Regions from separate parts of the Homo sapiens genome. Here region 1 is linked to region 2. A link is an interaction called in ENCODE POLR2A ChIA-PET data of the cell type or tissue named here. Cell type or tissue: GM12878. All regions are shown on one strand.

Region 1 (8,000 bases), 90 kb after region 2:
CCTTGGCAGTGGGGATGGGTGGGGAAGGATTATGGGGGCGGGGGGGGGGATTATTTTTAAAGTATAAGGAAAAAATTTATTAGAGTAAATTACTATAGCTAATAGTATTATCTCTATTTCACGGATCCCTAAGCCCTAGCCCTGGCCACTGACCGTGGCCCGTTAAGAACCGGGAGGTACAGCAGGAGACGAGCATTACAGCCTGAGCTCTGCCTCGTGTCAGATCAGTGGCAGCTTTAGATTCTCATAGGAGCATGAACCCTACTGTGAACTGTACATGCGAGGGATCTAGGTTGCATGCTCCTTATGAGAATCTAACTAATGCCTGATGATCAGAGGTGGATCAGTTTCATCTCAAAACCATTCGGGATCCATGGAAAAACCGTCTTCCATGAAACCGGTCCCTGGTGCCGAAAAAGTTGGGGACCACTGCTCTGTATCATTTGTTTAAAAAATTAAAAACCAGGGTATGCCACTAAAATGCGAAAAAATGAATTTATGTAGAATTCTACCTAGTCTCATCCTTAAGGCATTTGCTTTCTGAGAAAGGAAAAAAGAAAAATACTGGTTATTTTGGTTGAATTGGGGACTAGACACTGCTACGACACTGTCAGAAATTAAGTATGTTTGGGAATTATTTCAAAATATAACTAGGGGGAACGGGGTGAATACAGATAAAGCAAGACTGGCCAGGAGCTGGTAACTGTTGAAACTGGATGACTATATAGGGATTCATTATACTTTTCCATCTATTTTTGCCTATGTCTGAACTTTTCCATAATTACAAGTGTGTGTATGTAGGTATATGTGTGTGTGTATACACATATATATCCTTACACATATATCTTACATATATACATACACACACATATTAATATTTACTTAGACAAATATGCCCAAAAACCAGACTGGAAGCTACTATGTCAAAATTAGCAGTGGTTCTCTTTTCTTTCTTTCTTTTTTTTTTTTTTTTTTAACAACAAACATTGCCTGATAAAACAGTAGTTCTCTTTGGGACTATAATAATGACTGTCATTACTTCACTATACTCTTCTATATTTTCCCAACTTTCCCACTGAGCAGGGGTTACTTTTATAACCCATACATACTATACATATATATATATTTTGTTTGTTTCTTTCTTTCTTTGTTTTGTTTTTTTTTTTAGAGACAGGGTCTCACTCTGTTGCCCAGGTTGCAGTGGCGTGGAGCAATTGTGGCTCACTACAGCCTTGAACTCCTCGACTGAAGGAATCCTCCCACCTCAGCCTCCAGAGTAGCTGGGAGTACAGGCTCAGGCCAACATGCCCAGCTAATTTTTAAAAATTTTTTGTAGGGACAGGAGTCTCACTATGTTAGCCAGGCTGGTCTCAAACTCCTGTCTTCAAGTGATCCTCCTGCTTCAGCCTCCCAAAGTGCTGGGATTACAGGTATGTGCCAGCATACCTGACCTATGCATAATATTTTTTTAAAACTCTGAGGAACCTTTATAACCTAAGGTCTGCCCTAATCACATTTCAGAATACAACAAAATACAGTAAACCTTCACATAATTACCAAGCATGCGCTTCTATTTCTGTTGGCTAATTAAACGAAGAGAAAGGAGCTAACATTTTACTGATGCACTAACCACCTACACATGGCAAGCACATTTAATCTCAAAAAATTTCCACGAGGTAGAATTCTTTTAGAATTCTTTTTTTTTTTTTTTTAGACGGAGTCTCGCTCTGTCGCCGAGGCTGGAGTGCAGTGGTGCGATCTTGGCTCACTGCAAGCTCCACGTCCCGGGTTCACGCCATTCTCCTGCCTCAGCCTCCCTAGTAGCTGGGACGACAGGCGCCCGCCAACAGGCCCAGCTAATTTTTTGTATTTCTTAGTAGAGATGGGGTTTCACAGCATTAGCCAGGATGGTCTCGATCTCCTGACCTCGTGATCCACCCGCCTCAGCCTACCAAACTGCTGGGATTACAGGGGTGAGCCACCGCGCCCGGCCTCCACAAGGTAGAATTCTTACACTAGATTTATAGTTGAGGAAACAAAAGCTTACAAAAACTTATCCATCCAAGATTAACACAGTAAAGCAAGATACAAGCCCCGATCTTCTGACTCAAAAGTCTCCATTGTTTATTCTAAACCAGGACAACCAAAGTGTGGTCTGTGTGCAAACTTACTGGTCCTCAAGTAAGTCCACAAGTGTAGAGAAAGCATTTGGAAACTGTCATGGTAACTTGACAGGGTAAGTTTATGTGACTCAGGAATCTGGTACTAAGAAGTTGCAACATGTTTTTTGTATGTTCACTTTTACTTCATTTTTCTCTTCTTTTTTAATACAGACCACTCGAACAAACGCTTCACATTTACAGCAAAACAAAAAATAAATTAGTTAAAACTAGATAGAAACATAGCCTCCCAAGATGATACAAAAGCAATTTCTGAGGATAGATTTTTTTTTTTTTTTTTTTGAGATGGATCTCCCTCTGCTGCCAGGCTGGAGTGCAGTGGCGCGATCTCAGCTAGCTGCAATCTGCAGTCTCCAACTCCCTGGTTCAAGCAATTCTCCTGCCTCAGCCTCCCGAGTAGCTGGGATTACAGACACACATCACCACGCCCATCTAATTTTTGTATTTTTAGTAAAGAAGGGGTTTCACCATGTTGGTCAGGCTGGTCTCGACCTCCTGACCTCGTGATCCGCCTGCCTCGGCCTCCCAAAGTGCTGGGATTAAAGGTGTGAGCCACCAAGCCCGGCCTTTTTTTTTTTGTTTGTTTGTTTCTGAGACAGAGTTTCGCTCTTGTTGCCCAGGATGGAGTGCAATGGTGCAATCTCGGCTCACTGCAACCTCCACCTCCCAGGTTCAAGCGATTCTCCTGCCTCAGCCTCCTGAATACCTGGGATTACAGGCACCTGCCACCATGCCCGGCTAATTTTTTCTTGTATTTCTTAGTAGAGATGGAGTTTCACCATGTTGGTCAGGCTGGTCTTGAACTCCTGACCTCAGGTGATCCACCCACCTCGGCCTCCCAAAGTGCTGGGATTACAGGCGTGAGCCACCGCATCCAGCCCTTGAAGATAGATTTTTTTCAAGCAAAATATAAAAGAATTTTAATATTAAAAATGAAACCAAAAGTCCTATAAATCATTTTAGACCTAAAAGCCTAGGTAATATATATACATCAACACTACACACACACAAGTTTGAGGAAAAAAATTACATTTACTTCAGCTATTCAATATTTGTATACCTGATTTAGTGCAAGGCAGGATGCTGGTAACTGCAGCCCCTATAAGGGGAGTCAGGCCTATGTATACAGCCAGATTAACCATAACTTTTTGGATTAATAGAGAAATGTATTTACTGTTTGCTTCACTTAGCGAAGATTTATGAAAAACGTTCCATATTATACCAGGGACTATGCTGGATACTGAAGATTCAAAAATGAATCAGACACAGCTCCTGACACTGAGGAGGTTCAGAATCTCATGGGTAACAAAGACTTGCCAACTATTTCTTAAAGCAAATGTGATAAGAGTTAACAGAGTAATACTCAAATGCCATAGGAGTTTCCCATTTCTGCTAGGGGACTCTAGGAAAGGCTTTTTAAAAGAGATGAATGCCTGTTAAAAAGAATTTTAAGGACACGCATCCTTGCTTATCCATGCATTCTTCCAGTATAAAAATAACAAAGAAAAGAATACCAAGACACAGCATTCAAAAAAAAAAATCTTCAAAAGGGGATGATGGGCCAGGCGCGGTGGCTCATGCCTGTAATCTCAGCATTCACATGCCTGTAATCTTAGCATTATGGGAGGCCAAAGCAGGTGGATCACCTGAGTTCAGGAGTTCGAGACCAGCCTGGCCAACATGGTGAAATCTCGTCTACTAAAAATACAAAATTAGCTGGGCATGGTTGACACATGCCTGTAATCCCGGCTACTTGGGAAGCTGAGGCAGGATAATCACTTGAATCCAGGAGGCAGAGGGTGCAGTGAGTGGAGATCACGCCACTGCACTCCAGCCTGGGCAACAAGAGCGAAACTCCGTCTCAAAACAAAACAAAACAAAATAAAAAATTAAAGGGGACGATGTTCTTCTTCCTCACATCTGTAAAACACTCGATTACTCCTGAGAAATGCGAAGTGTTCAATTTTAAAATCTAATTTTAAATTTTATTATTTATATTCACATAGAGTTTATGTACATCAAGTTCCCAAAATGAGTTTGAATTTGTATTATACTGAGAACAAAGACAGGATGAAATCATGAAATCTGCAGATATTATTCAAACTTCATTATATTCCATATTTTTATTCTCCTTCCTTGGGAAGTTTTAGTTTTTAGAAGTTCTGATAAAATTAAGTAAAACACCATATTACAAAATTTTCCTAATCGTTTCTCACTGGAAATGGCAAAGAACAATGAAAGATCAATACATAAGAGCTGTAAGAGGCATTAAGATTCCCAGCCAAACACTAAATCCAGGAAGAGTTTATGGTTTATTTCTAATTCATCATGCATGTCTTGAGAAGATTTTAAACATGAGTAAAAAAGTTATGAATTTCTATGAGCCCCACTATAGAATCTAAAAACCAAAATCAAAAAAAGCATCACTTCCTTTAACATTCCATTAAAACTAAATTATGAAAAAAATGATGATATCTCATTAACTAAATTTTTAAAAGCAATGTGAAAAAATCTACCAATTTCTGTTGGAGATTATTTTTAGAATGTATATGCATCAGTTCCTTTGAGCTATGTATTTCCTCTAATACAAGTATTGTGGGTGTTGCGGCAGGTGAGACTTTGCATGTCAGATTCTAAAAATCAGATGTAGGACAGACAGCAATGCTGCACCCTAACAAAAATTCCTTTGGTATCTCACAAAAAGATGTGATAGTACAGCTAAGGAAGATATATCAGAGCACAATCTCCACCACACCTATGTCTTTCATTTCTGGGTGCAGGCTTCAATCACACAACATCAAGAGAAAAGACTTAAAGCAAGCCAAACTTTCTATTATGCAATTAAGCTCTTAATAAATATTGGATTTCTTTCCTTTCTCTAACTAGAGATTTTTAAAAAATTGATCTGTACGGTATATTTCAACTGTATCTCAAACCTCAATATCTGAGAAATAACAGGGTTAATCCTAGGTTGAACATTTATCAAAGAGAGAATATTTCTGAACAAATTGATCACTTTTATTACTCAGAACAATACTGCTTTAATTATGTGGATTTATTACATTTTTTTCCCCTCCAGGATTATTTAAAGCTGGAGGGTTATCCTTTGGTACAATAGCTTCACTACCAAATAGGATTTAAAATTTACCCTTTGACATCTTCAGGATACAAGTGTAATAGTAAATAATCACATTATCTCAATGGCACACTAAGCCCAATAAAGTAGATTAGACATGGGGTGTTGCAATATTTGAGAATACAAGTAGGGATCTCTATGCCATGCAACAGAGCATGGTGGTTAGGAGTTCTGAGGTTAAACCACCAGCTTCAGGTTGTATCTTTGCACTTACTAGCTGTACAACCCCAAGCACACTACTTCCCTTTGCTAACTCCCAATCTGTAAAATGGAGATAACTGTACCTGTTTCATAGGGTTATAAGAATCCAGTATGATAGGCTGGGCGCGGTGGCTCACGCCTGTAATCCTAGCATTTTGGGAGGCTGAGGCAGGTGGATCTCAAGGTCAGGAGTTCAAGACCAGCCTGACCAACATGGTGAAACTCCGTCTCTAACTAAAAATACCAAAATTAGCCAGGCGTGGTGGTGTGCACCTGTAATCCCAGCTACTCAGGAGTCTGAGGTAGGACAATCACTTGAACCCAGGAGGCGGAGGTTGCAGTGAGCTGAGATTGCACCACTGCACTCCAGCCTAGGTGACAAAGTAAGACTCCGTCTCAAAAAAAAAAAAAAAAATCCAGTATGATAGCTCATGTAAAGCATTTAGCAAAATACTACTAATAGGTGCCAAAATTCTGAGAGCTGTAACACAAATACACATAGAATTAAGGCACAGAAGACCCTACACTACTATACCCGATGTTACACAGTCGATGAAATTCAAATGCCGATTTCTCACTTGTGTCTGTGCACTATGAGCAACCTATTTACCATTTTCACTGTATCTCTAATATTCAAAATTCCAGAAAAAGGCTTTCCACAGTACCTTCACACTGATGATGAAAATTAGAAACTACAAAATGCATAGCCTTATTAATAAAATACCTCAACCAATTTTATCCCAACACACCACCACAAGAACAGAAATAAAGCAAAAACTACAAAGTCATTTTAAGGCTTGTTTTACAAAACGTTAGGTGGAATATCAATTGGTAAACCCTTATTTAGCATCTGAGTGTTTGGCATTGTGTCGAGGGGAAAGACAGCTATGTGAGAAAGCCACAAGTTCTAAGTAAATGAATATGAGAGTTATACAAGGGACACCAAGTTTAACTACATAGGAATTATGAGAAAGAAGACAATATCAGAAAAGGCTTTTTATTGGAATCCAAGAAGACTTTAACACAAATATGTAAGAACTATGACAATAGTCACATTGCTTACCTGGGTCCACTCAGTCAGTTTTCTAGATACTACATGGAGGGTCCATTTATTTTTTGTTTGTTTGTTTTTAAAGGCAAACCAAGGTGAGGGGAGGAGCATGGTTGAACCTCAGTGATTCAGAATTCATGCTCTTGAAGCATCATACTAGTCTTTAGCAACAAATGGCACACACACACACACATATGTATATTTGAGACTGTGTCTCGCTCTGTCGCCCAGGCTGGAGTGCAGTGGCGTGATCTCAGCTCACTGCAAGCTCCGCCTCCTGGGTTCACGCCATTCTCCTGCCTCAGCCTCCCGAGTAGCTGGGACTACAGGCATCTGCCACCATGCCTGGCTAATTTTTTTGTATTTTTAGTAGAAACAGGGTTTCATCATGTTAGCCAGAATGGTCTCGATCTCCTGACCTCGTGATCCACCCGCCTCAGCCTCCCAAAGTGCTGGGATTACAGGCGTGAGCCACAGCGACCGACCTAGACTTGATTTTTTTAAAAAAGGCAAGAGGGGGCTACTAAAAGACTATGTGAGGAAGAAAATATCTCAAAAATATCAATCAGCAAGTGTTATGCAAGCAACTAGAAATGACAGGAGTCAAGTAGACAAGTTAGAAAGTTATTGTTCAAATGATGGCAACAAACTTTTTCAGAAAATATACCAATGGATCCAATCAAACCACACCCTTTTAAACAAACACACTAGATGATAATATATGAACCACCACAACACTATCAGTAATCCTGACAGAAGGCATAATTATATTGCGTTAACTGGCAACTAGGGGCACGCCTTCCTATTAGAACTTGGCAGTTTCAAAACAGCACCCAAAAAACATACTACCAAAATTTGAGGCTTTCTCGATGAGCTTAATTTCAGTCCAATTAATAAGTGCCTGCCACACCCTACATTAACAGGCACAGATTTGTTTAAATTAATCTCCCCAGGGGCAGGCTAATTCAAGGGTTAGTATTATTAGAATCTGTGTGAACAATTGGGTGCAGGTGTTCACATTACCAACAGGAGAATTAACTCTTAACCCACTTTTAGCAGATAGTGGGTGTTTGGTGAACTAATGGAATTTTTAAATATGGGGACACTAATATGTAAAGCAGTGACACTGTAAGCTGAAAAATAATTTGTCTTCCTTTACAATAAGTGACTGCCATCATTCATCACAGAAAGCTACAGTCACAAGTCAAATTAACTACTGTATCACAATTATCATATTACGCTACATACACCTTACTGACTCAGAATGTAACGTTTCAGAAGAAAAACAAGACTGGTTGTTAACAATCCTGCAAAGTAACGGAACCTCTGTAGACAGTTAATAAACAGCAGACAATGCTCCTTTTGGCCCTGAATGAAACAGGTTTGGCACAAATCTGTTCAATGTGTCCTTCCCATTTTACATAAACAAGTA
Region 2 (8,000 bases):
ATCAAACCTATCTTTGCAAAAATCTAATCTCCCTGGCTGAGCTTCAAAGGACTCAATGATGGAACTGTGTCCCATTCCTCTGTACCCCATCTGCTCACACTACTCTGTGCTTTGCCCAAAGGAACGGCTCAAACAGTGCTTGAAAATCAAGTCTTATTATCCTTGACAGTGGAGAATGCTTATTTTGCTAATAAACAGATAATTCCATGGGTAATTACCTACCCCATCATCCTCCCCTACACATACACAGAGAGAGAGAGAGAGAGAGAGACCCACCAGAGTACAAAGAGTCTAAACTTCCACAGACACCATATTATTCTCTTTCTCATCCCAGCTGAGGGTGGGGAAGGGGTTCCTTTGTGCCTTGCGCAGCACAGAACTACACTTTTAGATTTTAAATGTCCTTACTAGGGATTGGCCTGAAGCAAAATTCTAACATTTTGCCATCAGTAACACTCATTTTCTCTTTTAGCACATCCACTGCCTCCTTCATTCACAAAACAATGAAAGAATATCTGCCTTGTGCTAGACATGAAGCAAGATCCCATGGACTCAAAAACTCAGCAGCAGTCTTTCCCTCTAGGAGCTTAGAATCTGTTGTCAGACAAACAATCAGGACTCTACAGGATACACTCTAGGAGCTTAGAATCTGTCGTCAGACAAACAATCAGGACTCTACAGGATACACTCTAGGAGCTTAGAATCTGTCGTCAGACAAACAATCAGGACTCTACAGGATACACTCTGGGAGCTTAGAATCTGTCGTCAGACAAACAATCAGGACTCTACAGGATACACTCTGGGAGCTTAGAATCTGTCGTCAGACAAACAATCAGGACTCTACAGGATACACTCTAGGATCTTAGAATCTGTCATCAGACAAACAATCAGGACTCTACAGGATACACACTATTGAGAAATACATCCTGTGCTGGGGGAGCATAGTGGAGAAAGCACCTAATTCTTATTGGTCTGCTTGGATGAGTTGAGGAAGATTTCCCAGAAATGACATTAGAGCTCAGTGACCAAATAGAGAATTAGTAGGAAAAGGCACACCAAACAGAATTGCAAGGAAATTGTCCTGAAAAATGTCAATTAAGTGTGTAAGAAACATGCCAGGCATAGGGGCTGGATCTGGGGAAAGGAATGGGCAGAAAACATGGTTGAACAGGGAGCGTGGAGCCAGATAGAGCCTTGCTAAGAGGTTTAGGATTTATGTTATAAGCAAAGACACACACACACACACACACACACACACACACACACACACACACACACACAGAGAGAGAGAGAGAGAGAGAGAGAGAAGATTTGTTAATTTGGGAAGTGGTATGACTAGATTTATGCTTTAGATAGCTCTCCCATGGAGAAAGCTCCAAAACTCATACACAAAAGTTTAAGGACAGCTTTCCTCAAATGAGAGGTGGCATGGAGAAGCTGTGTTTGCAGAGAAACTACATCATTATACTTACAATGTATGTTTACATAGGATGGCTGGATGGGAAGGGTGGTTTAATAGAGATTGTGAAAAGGCATCTGGGTTCATTGGCTCAGGCCTGTAATCCCAACACTTTGGGAAGCCAAGGCAGGCAGGCCACTTGATGTCAGGAGTTTGCGACTAGCCTGGCCAACATGGTGAAACTCCATCTCTACTAAAAATACAAAAATTAGCGAGGTGTGGTGGCACATGCTTATAATCCCAGCTACTTGGGAGACTGAGACAGGAGAATCTCTTGAACCTGGGAGGTGGACGTTGCAGTGAGCAGAGATTGGGCCACTAAACTCTAGCCTGGGTGACAAAGTGAGACTCTGTCTCAAGAAAAAAAAAAAAAAAGCTAGAGCCCTCTCCACCAAATAATTACCTATTTTACTCATTTGGCACTTCATATATGCCCTTTGTTATGGTTGGATTTTGAGGGAAAGGAAGCAGCCATGATGGATCAGGAATGTGAGGAATTGAAAGAGAGGAAGAGAAGCACCTGGCTTGGGCCACTGGATAGATAATGATGCCATTAATAAAGGTGGAGAATATAGGCCACTGAGATTTGGGGGTGTATGATGAGCTTCGTTTTGGACATGCTAAATTGGAAATGTTTGTAGGAGTTCCAGATGGAGTAATTCAATTGGTTATAGAACTATGTTAGAAGAAAAACTTAAGACAAATTAAATTTAACAGAGTTTAATTGAACAAAGAACAATTTGTGAATCAGGCAGCCACACACACCAGAATAGGTTCAGAGTGACTCTGGGCCTGCCATATGGCAGGATAAGATTTATGAACAGAAAAAGGGAGTGAGGTCCAGAAAACGGAAGTGAGGTGCAGAAACAGCTGGAATGATTATGGCTCAGCATTTCCGTTATTTGAACACTTGAATAGTCAGCCTCCTGTAATTGGCAGATGCGCTATGATTGGCACAAGAGTAGATTACAGTCTGTTTACACATCCAGTTGGGTTACAGTTCACTATATAGGAAGAAACCTTTAGGCTGAACTTAAAATATGTAAGGAGGTGACTTTGACTTAACAATTGTCAGTGTTAGATCAGGGGAAAGATTTGTTCTCAAGCTAGAGATTGGCATGTTTTTTGCACCTGAGTACTAATTGAAATGGCAAGAAGAGATGATGTCATCCATGGAAAGGATGGATATCAAAATGAAATGGAATCAAGGATTGTAGGAGAAGCACAATTAAGGGAGGCTGGAAAGGAGGTTTCATTTACCATGTTGACATTGATCAATTGGTAGTGTCTGCAGGGAGTCCCCAAGGAGGACTCTAGGGCCACATTCAGGATGCCAGGATGGATTCACAGAGTTGTTAGTCGGCAGGAGAGGTGGAAGTGGTGGCACCTCAGATTTAGGAGGCTGACAGAGGAAAAAGGATGCAGCAAGAGGTGACAGTGCAAAAGAATGACAAGAAAACACATCAGAAAGACATGTTTAATGGAGGCAGGTGCATCAGGAGATGATACAGAATTACAGGCTGAAGCAGGGAGGCTGGAAATTAGACATTTGCGATTTCATGGAGAGCTGTCTCATTGATTTCGAGGGGGCAGAACTGAGGAGAGTTGAAGAGCAAAGGGGAGGAGTTTAAATGACCTTAGTGAGGGAAGTCAATGCCCTCAAGAAACTCCCAGTGTCTTACCCACACTGTGAAGCGGCCCAGTTCTACCTAAAGGAGACTTGCCCTTCCAAGACAGTATCTTTGGTTTTAAAACTGGCTTTGTTTGCACCTGGCCTAGCTACATCAGGACTCAGAGCCACCTGATCGCCACTGAGTGGACGATGCTCCCCAGCTGCCCTGGAGAGTTCGCTGGGGTCAATGGGAGAAGCTACATGGTGTCTGGGATCCTCATTGCCAGACTCTCTTTGTCTGGGAATGCAAGAGTTCCAGTGAGAGTCCTAATCAATTTTCCTCTGAGTAATTGCACTCCAGCCTGGGCGACATAGTCTCCAATGTCTGCCCAGGAATCTCAGCAAAATTCTTCATCCCAGCCTACCACTTTGGTATGTCCTGTGTTTTTTGGGGTTTTGTTTTTGTTTTTGTTTTGAGACAGAGTCTCACTCTGTCACCCAGGCTGGAGTGCAGTGGTGTGGTCCTAGCTCACTGCAGCCTCTGCCTCCCAGACTCAAGCAATCTCCCGCCTCAGCCTCCTGAGTAGCTGGGACCACAGGCAACCACCACCACACCCAGCAAATTTTTAGTTATTTGTAGAGACGGAGTCTCACTATGTTGCCCATGTCCTGTGGGGTTTTTTTTTATCATCTCTCCCACAAAACCCCACACTACCCACAACATGCCCTAAACTTAACTATTCTTTGATAATATAACGAAAGAAGTTAGGAAGTTTCCAATTTAAAAGACAGGCTGGGTATGGTAGCTAACACCCGTAATCCCAGCACTTTGGGAGGCCGAGGCAGGCAGATCATCTGAGGTCGGGAGGTTGAGACCAGCCTGGCCAACATGGTGAAACCCTGTCTCTACTAAAAACACAAAAATTAGCCAGGCGTGGTGGCACATGCCTGTAATCCCAACTACTCAGGAAGCTGAGGCAGGAGAATCACTTGAACTCAGGAGGTGGAGGTTGCAGTGAGCAGAGACTGCGCCATTGCACTCCAGCCTGGGTGACAGACTGAGACTCTGTCTTAAAAAAAAAAAAAAAAAAAAGGCAAAGGCCAAAGGGACATATACATACCAAAGGAAAAGGAAACACAGACACACACACACACACACACACACACACACACACACACACACACACGCACAAAACAAACCAAGGCTGTTTCACTAAAAGAAATGAAGTTGGGGGCAGCTAAAGGGAAGTAAAAGAACAGCAGGCCCTGCCCACCCTGGCAAGAACCCATGAAAGGACAGTGGGAGGGGAGAACCTTCTAGGTTCAAACAGAAAATGTGAAAAGCATCATTTTTTAAAATAGGATTCCCAATCCTAAATTTCAAATTAGAGCTGCCTTTGATTGCAAATGTTTAAACTTATATTAAAGGAAAATGACCATCAAGGGGATTGTTTCTGGAGTCAGGCTCAGCATGAAGTAATGGGACTGTTACCTCATTAGAATGAAATAGGAACAAAGCTATGCTTGAAACCTTAAAGACCCGGCTCCAGGGCCTGAGCTTTGGCCATTTTTTACGCTGCACTGACCCCTAGAGGTTCTTCCTTTTCATTCACAATGTGCTATACACTTGGCCCAGGGGAAAAAAATAAAATAAGAGAAAATGTTGCTTTTCTTTCTTACAATCAAAAGCGGTATGAAAAGCAGGAAAAAGAAGGAAAGCGTGATCTCACTGCCAAGTGCTATCAATTAAAACCGCCTTAATAAGAGGAGCAAATCTCGTCAGTGAATTTCTCGTGCCACGAGCACCAGCAGTTAAGCTTGCTGCAATATTAGTAAAACAGATTGGGAACAAGCACTTGCATTTTAAATGTGCATCTTTGATTCCCTGCCCCATGTGGCAGCTGAGACCCTAGACCAGCTGCCAACCCCATCCAGTCCCTTCCCAATACAAGGACGGTGGGAAATTGTGGCCCTGTCTGAAGACCCAGTTGCTTGGATTGCCTTATCACTGCCACGTTGCTTAATATCTCACCCAGAGGAGAAGGTTGAGTCCCCAGAGTGTCCACATGCACATTAGGTTGAAACACACCTCTGCTGGGGGAAGCAAGCTGCATCACTGTTATAGGGTAGGGGGAAAAAGAGCGTGGCATGTCAAGTCCTCACAAGAATCTTAATGACACTCTTATGGCAATAGAAAATTTGATTTTTAACCCACAGGCCATCCAGAGATCTGTCCTCTTATGGAGAAGAAAGGCAGGAAGTCAGAAATATTGAGGGAGCTGGAATTTCCAGTCTGCAAGTGTGACTTGGGGGCAATTTTAAGAGTGCGTGTCCCTCAAATTAAGGAATTAATCCCTCTTCAGGGCAGACAGTCCAGAGGAATAAGAGATCCAAGAGGGGCTGGGACATGTGCTCTAAAATTCAAATAATCCACAACTGTGCATCCATCATTATAGTTATATAGATTATATGACATAGTTATATATAATCTACATCATCCATAGTCTCACTAAAAGGGAAGAAGGAAAAATGTAAGGCCCTTTGGAAACAACAGTTTGAAAACAATAGCTTGGTTACTCTCTAAACATCACGTACAGATTTTCTCACATGTGAATCTGCCCAGTTCTACCTAAAGGAGCCTTGCCCTTCCAAGACAGCATCTCTGGTTTTAAAGTGGCTTCATTTGCAACCAGCCCAGGATCAGGACTCAGGGCCACCTGATCGCCACTGAGTGGATGATGCTCCCCAACTGCCCTGGAGAGTTCACTGGGGTCAGTGGGAGAAGCTGCATGGTGTCTGGGATCCTCATTGCCAGACTGTCTTTGTCTGAGCGTGCAAGAGTTCCTGTGAGAGTCCTAATCGATTTCTCTCTGGGTAATAATGGTCTTACCTGCACGACAGCTACCCGAAAGCTCCTTTCCTCAGCGGTGGCGATCGTTACCACCTCAAACAAAGCTGGCCTCTCCAGAGCATGCACCTGGGAAGAGGCTGAATGTATTGAAAACTGGTGAGCCTGAAAGAGGTAATCTTAGGTAAATCTCTTTATCTCTACGAACTGTGGAGGAAGCATTTTTAAACCTGTATATATATGGGTGAATCTTATTCTTATAAAAAATGAATATGAGAAAAGAACTTTTATCTGAGGAATGCAAGTCTTTTTAACTGATCAGGCCTACAGAGACACAACAATGAGACAGCAATCACACACGACTCCCCACTTTGATCTATGTATTCATCTCTTGAAACTGCTTGCTAGTGCCACAAATAGCCATAGATTCACCTCAGAATGCTGCACCGGACACGATTACCCACATCCTGTAGCTTAACAATGTATAGCCAATCACTAATCAGTGTCATTTCTATAAACCCATGAGAATTCCTGGATTTATACAAAGCAATTTTGTATCAGCCCACTCCCTTTCCCTCTTTTTTGCCTTTAAGAATGTGCTTGTAATAAAGGCCAAAAGAAGCTCATATCCAAGATTACTAGGGGGTTGAGTCTTCCAGGCAGCTGTCTTCACTTTGACTCAATTAAACTCTTTACGTTGTCTGTTGTGTCTCAGCCTCTTCCTTTTAGGTCTACAAAACTTACAAGAGGAGGGAGTTATTTCTAGTCTAGACATTTGATTTGACACCAAAAATAAAAACATGGAAAGTAATTAAACCACTTATGTCCTGTGGTTTAACCACTTGCCTTTTTCATGAAATTACACTTGTGACTTAGACACTGGCCCAAGCATTATGCATCTGGAATTTCAGGCTGTCTTTACTACTGATCATCTAGTAATTGATTGGGCAGTGATCTGATTTAATAGGTGAGCTAGCTGAAATAATTGGATTGACAATTTCCATAGATGAGGTGTTCACTCACCACACCATCTTTCACCCATTAGGATGTTATGCATTTACTCCAATGGATTCAGAGAATCATAATTATTCACAAAATTTTCCAATTTCCCACTGCAGTTGTCACTCAGAAAGTATGCCAAGAAGCTCAGCAGAAAAAATGCCTAAATATGTAAGCCCTTATTAAATGATTCACCTCACTGTTGCCAACCTTCAGTCTAGGAGCTCCCATTTTCATCTACTTAAGGAACCTTGACACAGTCCTAAGGCATATAGGACTAAGAATGCCTTAAAAATGTATCCCATTTCCTTACACATATATTGAGTTCCCAGAAAGTATCAGAACAAACACCAGTTGCAAAATTACAAGGCTTCATGGTTACAGCTATAATTCTGGAAAACTGGGAGCATACTCACATTTCCCAATTACAGAAAGATGTCACTAATATTTACTTTCCCTGTCAGTTGTGTTTTGTTAATTAAGCATCTTTTGCCTGAGGGAATGAGGAACTTCTTGTTCTCCCTGGGTTTGGAAGGTAAAAGTAAGTAGAGATTAGGCAGCCACTGGAATCACAAAAGCAAGTGCTGCCTGGCTAACTCCAGTCCCCACCCCAGCCTGAGGCAAATGATAGAATGTTCTATTTAAAGAAGCCCATTGACAATACTATTGTTCTTTCAAAGCCTAGGAGAAAGTAAAAATTGTATTGAGAGTGTCTTTTTTTCCCTGCCTTCAAACTGTTGGGTATACATAAAGTGATTGAGAAAAGAAAAATAACTAAGGGAAGTCTGAGCTATGTGAGCTATGCAAAATGCATCAGCCCCAGAAAGGCAAAAGTATGGGACTTCAGTCATTTATCAGGCCCAGAAAGATATGAGTATGGGACTTCCACTCCTACCAACCCCTGCCTGGGGACAATTGTTTAAAGGCATTTTGTTCCTGACTTGCTGTTTCACTCGTAGTCTTTATGTTTCTGGAATTTGTGACACAAAGAACAATGTATAGCCAATCATATCTTATTATTTTAATGTAGATTTTTGGTTAACAATTTAGGAACTCTCTCTTTTCCTTTAAAAACCTACTTG

What was found. Peaks named below come from ENCODE experiments on the same cell type or tissue, not always from the same donor. Only the 100,000 strongest peaks of a DNase experiment are listed, where the experiment ranks them.
Region 1: POLR2A ChIA-PET joins it to region 2 with 6 read pairs; 3 of 35 experiments call an interaction of 5 or more read pairs at or near these places.

The regions. Positions count from the first base shown.
Region 1 is chr18:54,213,047-54,221,046 of GRCh38, forward strand. The region is part of intron 1 of MBD2 (methyl-CpG binding domain protein 2); the gene reads right to left. Among named protein-coding and RNA genes, the nearest start is that of SNORA37, 5.4 kb to the right of the region's middle. In GM12878, no CTCF peak of the experiment used is centred here; a DNase peak (open chromatin) is centred at 6,699; H3K4me3 peaks cover 4,591 bases; H3K27ac peaks cover 5,370 bases.
Region 2 is chr18:54,123,316-54,131,315 of GRCh38, forward strand. No RefSeq gene overlaps it. Among named protein-coding and RNA genes, the nearest start is that of SNORA37, 95 kb to the right of the region's middle. RefSeq lists enhancers at 380-1,144, 2,204-2,498, 4,261-4,818, 4,341-4,400. In GM12878, a CTCF peak has its summit at 4,651 (motif pointing left); a DNase peak (open chromatin) is centred at 6,324; H3K27ac peaks cover 470 bases.